Linked DNA regions of Homo sapiens: region 2 is linked to region 1. Evidence: read pairs that join two places in POLR2A ChIA-PET (ENCODE). Cell type or tissue: PC-3. All regions are shown on one strand. Links, peaks and the distances in the headings refer to the core of each region. The heading gives the core; the rest is flanking DNA.

Region 1 (4,681 bases), core at 271-4,270:
AAATTGAATTGCTTTTCCAAAATGGAATTGTTTTAAATATCACCCAGTGAATTAATCTCTGACAATCATTATTGTATGATAATATTTACTTCTTCCGGACTTGGCAATGTAAATGGTTATGCTTCCTGCTTTTTAGAATCTTTGGATGACAAAAACAATAAACATAAACATAGAAAAGCAGGCAAATGAATCCCACTATATAAAAATCCTAAGAGGTAGTGCTTTGAAAAAAGATAAGTTGAAAAAGTAAATTCAATAAGGAATGGCTTATATTTTAAAAGTGACCCTCTGTGGGAAATTAAATACATATAAGCAGATGATATGAGATAAGAATTGGAAATGTTCTTTGGGTATTCCTTTCAACATTCCTAGTGTCTGTAATGATATTCATTGTACAGCACTTTCATATCTACTATCCCTCTTTTTAAATCCTTCAAATATATTAAAAGTTATTTACATATTATACATATTTACAATCCAACTCCCATAAGCCAGTCCAACAAAGTTTCTACAGAAATTGAATATCAATTGCTTAAAATTAAATAACCGTGTGCTGAAAGTTTGTTTCCTTTTACTTTTTTATTCTTTCTTCTGTTTTATTAATTAATTGACTAATTAATTTCGGAAACATTTATCTCTTGGCATTTTTTGCCTGTATATGCTACACAGAGTATTTAGTCTCAAATTATAATTAGCATATCTTTCCGTTCCCCTGTACATATTTTTCTTTGTAATTGTAGTTTGTTCTTTTTATTTATTGAAGTAACTGGGTCTAAAAGTCTTATACTCTACTACCTTCAGAGGTTGAGTTACTTTATCCCCTTCTCCTACATATGACCTGCAATCTTTCATTCAAGCTGTTACATTTTCTTTAAACACAAAATATAGGAAGGTTTTAAGAAGCCATATACCATCATTCTTCACCTTACTCTGATTTCCTTCTTCCTCTTAGACAAAAGTTCCACTTCCTCAGATCATTCTTTCCTAATCACTACCAAAGTACAAATTGTGTCTACTTCTCTCTTTTTATTTTCTACTTTTTCATTTGCATAATATTATTTTCATAATCTGCACTTTTTTTCATTCTAAATAATATTTTCAGCAGACTCCCTTCACAAAAGGCTCAACATGAGTAGGAAAAATTAGAAACTTCCCTTTAGTCATTGTGTCTTCCTTTTAAATGTTGAAACATGAAAGTTATACTGCAACAGACGTTTGTATTGATTCTGCTTAACCTTGTACCTTCAGTGGCAGGCATATAAACTGCAGCTTGCTTGAATTTGCCCTGCTGCTTGAGAAGGGAGAGTCTGCAGAACATGCATGAAGCTGATATTCATCACCCGTAACTAATGTTCACGACAATTAATACTTGTCTGGGTGTGAACCACAGGTAATACACCACTTCAAAAAGCTCAGCACTTCTTTTCTTTTCCTTTTCTTTTCTTTTCTTTTCTAAATGTATTTAATATCCCTTTCTTATCCACATGCATGGAAAGTATTTTTACTGCTCTTCCATTTTGATAAATCATATGACTTTTGTGTATCAAATTTCTCACTTTGCATTTTCTTCTGTTGACTCATTCAAAATTATCTGGTATGATTTTTATATACGTTAAATATTCCCCCCTTTATTTTTCTCGGTCGGAGAAATATCAGCACAAAGGCGTATGTTACAAATGCAATCTGCATATTACTTTCTTTTTCGCATCTCTACACTAGTCTGCTTTCAAATGTGGAATGCATTTCTCTGAAAGGGAGCACTCAATCCATAATCACAGCAGAAGCTAAATGGGCCCTGGGGCCTCACTCCTGGTCCATTATCTTTCTTTTCCCATCCACTCATTCAGAGGATGCCAGTCACACTGGCAAATGAAGCATTTTTGCATCCAAGACATTATTCATCATCTTTGTATTTTCTTAAAGAGAAGATAATTATTTGCTTGTTCAAACATCATAAATAACTATTCTATGTTTTCCTTTGAAAACATTTGAAATTTCTCATCTGTCAATTGAACAGCTATTTTTGTCCTTGATAGCTGATATCTTCTATTCTCAAAGTCCCTCAGTGGAACAGACTGTACTGGATATAATGATGTTAAAGCCTTCCAACTCCAAATCTTCCTTTCCCAGCCCCTCAAATTCTGTACTATTTCAGGTGCTTGTTTAGAAAGCTTCGGAAAATCTTATCAGCGCCTCCAATGCCTCCCTACTGGGTGTCTGGAGCTACTACTCTCAGGAACAAATGTCTGCACGTGACATCAAAAACTGAATACCCAGCCAGCCCCAGTTCAAGCATATAGTTTTGATGACTTTATACCTGGTACTACTTCTCACTTTCCAAATGTTTTCTAACTGAAATTCTTTATATAACAATATGGATTTAGCACTTACTATAAACAAGCAGTGTCCTTAGCACTATGCATCTTTTTAAATTATTTTTTATTTTTTTTAGATGGAGTCTCGCTCTGTTGCCCAGGCTGGAGTGCCGTGGCATGATCTCAGCTCACTGCAACCTCCGCCTCCTGAGATCAAGCAATTCTACCTCAGCCTCCCGAGTAGTTTGGACTACAGGCTAGCGTTACCACGCCTGGTTACTTTTTTGTATTTTTTTAGTAGATACGGGGTTTCACCATGTTGGCCACGCTGGTCTCAAACTTCTGACCTCAAGTGATCTGCCCACCTTAGCCTCCTAAAGTGCTGGGATTATAGCCACCCCACCCAACCACCTTGCATCTTTTAATTCAGGCAAACCTTAGAACAATCTTATGAGGTAGACACTAGGTACTATTATTGTTTTCATTTTGCAGTTGAGGAAACCACAACACAGAGAAGTAGATTAACTTGTCTGCTGTAAACAGCTAGTAGATGACAAAAGATATTTGAGTAAATAAAGTCTCAGGTCTCTTGTTAAATCCTTCACTTTTTATCTATAGCAAAAAATTCTGAAATGTTTGTCAAGTATAAAAAAAAACCAAATCCAAGAAACCTGCATCAGAATGTGTCTGAATTTTGTTTGTTGACAAACATTTGAATCTTATTAAAATTTGTTAAGGTAATTTAGCATATTTCAATTATCAAATTTATGTATTTAATCTTATAATCATGCTTTATTATTTTAAGTGTTTCCATTACATTTTCTCTTTTTAGGATGTAGGATATAGTTTCTTTTGTTCTCTTTCTTTAGTTACTTGATAGCTATATGACTCTTCATAGTTCTATTAATATTAGTGATTAACATTTCTAAATAACATACTCAAACCTGCATTACTCTTATTATCACAGTTAAATTGATATACTTTATACTGATTCTTTCTAAAGAAGGTATAAAATTTAGCACACATTTATTTCTATTCATAAGTTTGTTCCTATTTAATATAATTTCTGTGTTTTTAGCTTCAGATTTACTTTGTTTTTATATTATGCATGTCTTTTTCCAAATATTAATGTGGCATTTGTGTTCAGTTTAAGTCCTAATTTTTTCAATTCTGCTTAACTGACTTTATTCTGACCCTCATGCTATTTTTGCCATGACTTACAAATTCTTAACTTCTTTATTCTGATACATCCTTCAAATAGCTGGAATATGTCTGAGGGTTTTTTTTCCCCACCTTTTAAAAGCATGCAAACTACGTTGTTGAGACATGTGTATCTGAGAATTGTTTTCTTTTCCCTTTAAACATAGCCATTATAGAGTTCTTGGTGGCAATATTTCTCCCTCAAAACTCTGTTGATATTTCAGTATCTTCTGGAGTGCGTGATGTAGAAAGAGTTTATGTCAACTTGATATTATTCTTGTGCATGTAAACTTTATTTTGTCTTGCCTAAATGTACTTAGGCATTCTCTTAACTCAGACATTTTTAAACTTTCACCAGGCTACTTAGATATTGGCATATTTTAGCTAATAAATCAGGGGGTTCAAATTATTTTTTAGCTGAGGTAAGTTGTCCTCTTCTAAATTCTCAATTATTATTTCTATCCTATTTTCATATATAAATAAAAACAAACAAATAAGCACCAACCTTTATCTAACACTGTACGCCAAAGTGACTCAAAATTGATTACAGATCTCCGTGTAAAAATCTAAAACTATAAAATCCAACAGAGGTGAAATTTTTTTGACCTTATGGTAAGCAAAACTTTCTCAGATCAGACATAAGGCACAAAATATAAAAGAAAAAGATTGATAAAATGGATGTCATCAAAACTAAGTTCTCCTCCTTTTCATTACAAAAATAAAAAGATAAGCCTCAGATTGGGCAAAATTATTTTCAATATGATTATCTGACATGTGATTTGTTTCTAGATCCCATAAAAAATTAGGAAAACAAACCAAACAAATACAAACAATTAAGGTGCAGACAAATACTTAGGAAACATTCAACAAAGGAGATAAGATTTTCAATACCATTAATCATCAATGATATGTAAATTAAAAACACAATGAGATACCACTACATAACAATAAGAATGGCTGTAATAAAAAGACTAGCCACATCAAGTGTTGTTGAGGATGTGGAGGAACTCAATCTGTCATGTTTTTTTGATGAGAAAGTGAAATGGTATAGTCACTTTGAAAAACCAGGAGAAATATATATATATATATATATATATATATAAATTTTTTTTTAAGTTGAAGCTATACCTAACATACGACCCAGCTATTCTACTCCTAGGTAAATA
Region 2 (4,681 bases), core at 415-4,414, 440 kb after region 1:
ATGCCAGGAGTATTCTGCCGAGGAAATGAAAGACCACATCTAGAAACAGAGGAAAAGAGTGAAGTGCGAGCTTTATTCGCAATGTCTGCAGTAAGTAAACGAGAGGGAGTAGGTTCATGTGTGTATACTCTGCTCTGGAACCCTCTCTGACTTCCCCAGGCAGAACAATTATTACATCTTGCCATTCCATGAGGATGTAATTTCAGAATATTTTGAAGGGCTCAATTCTAATCATGTTCTCTGGAGATCTAATAGAGTAAATATAAATATAAAATAATTACTTTTCTTGAAAGATTTCAGATCAGCTATGGACTTTTATTGCATTAATCAATAAATTCAATTAATTTATCAAGTAGATTACTAGATATTACAGATTTAGAAATTATACATATGCTAGGGTTTTCCAAACTGAGCTAACCCTCTTAATTCAATGGGCACTGTAAGTGTACTCATAATTGTTTTGTAAACCATATGTCAATAGACTCTATTCTCACAAACATAAAGGAAAGTGTCTCTTTTATTGCTTTGTACTGTAATTGTACTGTAGTCAAGACAGAGAGCACAAGAAGAAAGAGTAATAGACACAATAGGGATATCTCATACAACATGAGTTGGACTCATTAAATAAACAAAGACTTTGGGTCAACAGTTAAGCTAAGAGACAGAGTTGCAAAGAATAAGCTTTTCCTATGATCTCTAGCTGAAAATGTAAACACAGTCTTTTTTGTGGACATGCAGTGGAAAGGATTAGTTCTAACTCTCTGCCGGTATGTGTGTGTATATGTTTCTCCTGCCGTCCCTGGGATTGCTCATGATAGAAGCAACTTCATTTTTGAGAGAGTAGGCTGTGGGGTGTGACAATGAGGAAAGAAGTACTGGTAAAGAATTTCCTCTTTGTAATGCTTCTACAGCTAGAGTTTAATAATACCAGGGGGCATTCTTATTAATGTGATGGCTTTTTATTTTTTTTGAGACAGAATAATCACTCTGTCACCCAGCCTGGAGTGCAGTGGTACAATCTTTGCTCACTGCAACCCCGCTGCCCAGGTTCAAGTGATTCTTGTGCCTCAGCCTCCTGAGTAGCTAGGATTACAGGCACACACTACCACACTCGGCTAATTTTTGTATTTTTAGTAGAGACAAGGTTTCACCATGTTGGCCAGGCTGGTCTCGAACTCCTGGCCTCAAGTGATCTGCCCACCTTGGCCTCCCAAAGTGCTGGGATTACTGGCATGAGCCACTGCACCCGGCCTAATGTGATGGTTTTTTTAATGTGATGGCTTCTTTAAAAAAAAAAGGGTTTGTTTTATTCTGGTGGATTTTTTAAAATTTTAATTAAAATTGTTTACCTCTGCCATGTTTTACTTGTAAAATTTTGTTAGTGAAAATTAGACTAAAATAAATTTTCTGACCAATGACTAAAAATCATCATATTTCAACATGCTTTTCTATTTGAAACCAGAAGTAAGTCCTTGCATATTAAAGGATTTTAAGCTTAACCTGTTAAAAATATTGTTTGTGTGGAATAACTTTCTCTTTTGTCTACTTAATGTATGCCTACTCAAGCTAACAGCCCAAGTTATACTCATGCTAGATCTAGACAGTAAACTGATGCTCAGGCATATGGCTCAACATTGATTTTTTTTGTTTTTATTGTTTTTAAATTTTCTAGTCCATTGTCATAATGCTTTTATTTTTGGTGTTGATTTTAATTTGTGATATTTTAATATAATTTATTTTATTTATTTATTTATTTATTTATTTATTTATTTATTTATTTATTTTTATTTTTTTATTTTTTGAGTCGGAATCTTGCTCCATCACCCAGGCTGGAGTGCAATGGCTCAATCTCAGCTCACTGCCACCTCCACCTCCAGGGTTCAAGCAATTCTCCTGCCTCAGCCTCCTGAGTAGTTGGGATTACAGGCACCTGCCACCACGCCTGGCTAATTTTTGTATTTTTAGTAGAGATAGGGTTTCACCATATTGACCAGGCTGGTCTCTTGGCCAGGCTGGTCTTGAACTTCTGACCTTGTGATCCGCCCGCCTCAGCTTCCCAAAGTGCTGGGATTACAGCGTGAGCCACCGCACCTGGCAATATATTTAATTTCTTAACATAACTATTTATTAGTAGATTTTGGTGAAAAGAGACAACACAGTGGCAATATAATCTAATTCATTATATAATTTAATAACCTGAATTCAGGACACATTTGATTACCTCCTATGTAAAAGGCAGTAAAGAAAGATAAAACTTCATGCTCAGGTAACAAATATTCTAGTAAAAAAAGGTAATTATCTTGGTCCGTTTGCGTTGCTATAACAAAATACCTTAGACTGGCTCATTGATAAAAAATAAAAATTTATTTCTCACAGTTCTGGAGTCTGGGAAATCCAAGATCAAGGTGCTGGCAGATTTGGTGTCTGGTGAGGGCTGCTTTCTGCTTCCAAGATGGTGCCTTATTGTTGCATCCTCTGGAGAAGGAGGTAAAGCCGTGTCCTCACATGGTAGAAGGAGAATAGAAAAGAAAAAGGCTCATTTTTCAGAGATAATGCAGTCTAGGTGTCCTCATATGGCAAAAGGCATGGGAGCAGGGAGGCAGCTCTATGATGCATTTTTTAAAAGGGCATTTATCTTATCCATGAAGGCAGAATTCTCATAGCCTAATGACCTGCGAAGCACCCCACCTCCTAATACCACCTCCTAGGGGGTTAGGTTCCATCATATGAATTTTGGAGCAATACATACAAACAAATCACAGCAGCAATCATGTGTACAGGTAAAGTGAGAACTTAGCCTATACTAAGGGTTATTAAGAGCAGTACAAAAACTGCTACAAGTACAAAAATAAAGGGATATGTTTGTCCTTAGTAACCCAAGGAAAAGAGTGGAGTGAGATTGAAAGAGAAGACAAAGGAGAATGAGAATAGAAATTAACTGAGATTTGCACTGTAAAAGAAGTGATAGGAACGAAAGCTTTCAATGTAGAGGCTGTCAGCAGAGAAGGCAGTTTTTGATTTGTCAATTAGGAAGTCATTAGACCTTTGTCAGAGAGGAGGTTCAGTAACACTGTGGAAGTGAAAGTAAGATTTAAGGGGAACTTGCAGTTAAAGGGGCAGACTAGCCACTTTTACACTGCTCTTCTCTTTAAAGCCAAGAGAATATGAAAAAAAAAAAAGCTTTTTAGAAAACTGAGAAGAAAATTCTGTCTTTAATAAAAGTTAATAGCTATAATCTTAAACCACAAACTATTATATTAAGAATAGCTCTTGAATAAAATGAAGTTTCAGACCTACGAAGTCCAAGTGTGGGGCCAGACACAGTGGCTTATGCCTGTAATCCCAGCACTTCGGGAGGCCAAGGCAGGTGGAATGTTTGAGCCTAGGAGTTTGAGACTAGCCTGGGCAACATAGGGAGACTCCCATCTCTATAAAATAAAAATACAAAAATCAGACAGATGTAGTGGCATGCGCCTGTAGTCTCAGCTTCTCAGGAGGCTGAGGTGGGAGATTGCTTGAGCCTGGGAGGTCCAGGCTGCAGTGAGCCACTGAGCCATGATTGCACCACTGCACTCTAGCCTGGGCAGCAAAACCTGACCCTGTCACAAATAAATAAATATAAAAAAAGAAGCTAGGCATAGAGAGTGCACTCTTATCTTTTGTGAGCCAGGGAGTTCTCCCTGGACAGGAGGTATGGTCCCGTGGAATACAGTGAAGAATATCTTGGCTAGGTGTGGTGGCTCATGCCTGTAATCCCAACATTTTGGGAGGCTGAGGTGGGAGAATTGCTTGATCTCAGGAGTTTGAGACCAGCCTGGGCAAATTAGGGAGTCTACCAAAAAAAATTTTAAATTAGCTAGGTGCAGTGGCACATGCCTGTAGGGCTGAGGAGGGAGGATCACTTGAGCCTGGAACTTGGAGGTCGAGGCTACGGTGCACTGTGATGGTGCTACTGCCTTCCAGCCTGAGCAGCCAGAGTGAGACCCTGTCTCAAAAAATTAAAAAAAAAAAAAAAATCTTACCCAGAGTAGTAATTTTGGAAAATTGGATAGACCAGGGAGCAATCCCTAAACTCCATTCCACTCTGAGTATTGGAAAGAGACATAAGACTGAAGGAGACAGTGTATAGAAAGTACATAGCCATTACTATAAAGCATTGCAGCAGGTTTGATAGGGAAGTAAAGATCAGCAGCCATTGGCTTCAAACATGATGATCAAGTTTAGCTAAGTCATCTTGCCACATGAAACCTACGTTACCTGGTGCTAAACTTGAGTCGTGTTGATTTCCTGCTTTAATAACAAAGAGAATTGGGCCATACCAGGCAGATAAATCCACACATACCTCCAGGATACCTCATACCTCCAGTCATACTTCTGATTTATAGAACATGTTACCTCCTTCAGAAGTAATTATCTTATTTCCTCTCTATCTTATTGTATTTTTAAAAATTTCTTGCAGAGATGGGGCCTCACTTTGTTGCCCAGGCTCATCTTGAGCTCCTGGCCTCAAGCAGTGTTCCTGCCTCAGCATCCCAAAGCATTGAGATTACAGGCATGAGCCACCACACCCAGCCGGAAACATTTTAAAAAGAGACAACAAACTGACTGGAGTACAAAGTAATATCTCAAAGTTAGGATTGAAACTCAAGTTGATTTCCTAAAAAGGGCAATCAAGAAAGAA

The links. Peaks named below come from ENCODE experiments on the same cell type or tissue, not always from the same donor. Only the 100,000 strongest peaks of a DNase experiment are listed, where the experiment ranks them.
Region 2: POLR2A ChIA-PET joins it to region 1 with 8 read pairs; 1 of 35 experiments calls an interaction of 5 or more read pairs at or near these places.

Annotation. Positions count from the first base shown.
Region 1 is chr2:142,424,486-142,429,166 of GRCh38, forward strand. No RefSeq gene overlaps it. Among named protein-coding and RNA genes, the nearest start is that of LRP1B, 300 kb to the left of the region's middle. In PC-3, for the core only: no CTCF peak of the experiment used is centred there; no DNase peak of the experiment used is centred there; H3K4me3 peaks cover 1,011 bases; H3K27me3 peaks cover 372 bases.
Region 2 is chr2:142,863,060-142,867,740 of GRCh38, forward strand. It overlaps LOC105373652 (a long non-coding RNA gene), which reads right to left. Exons shown (of 5, transcript XR_923389.3): 4 at 2,375-2,500; 5 at 1-39. Among named protein-coding and RNA genes, the nearest start is that of KYNU, 12 kb to the right of the region's middle. In PC-3, for the core only: no CTCF peak of the experiment used is centred there; a DNase peak (open chromatin) is centred at 4,302; H3K27ac peaks cover 839 bases.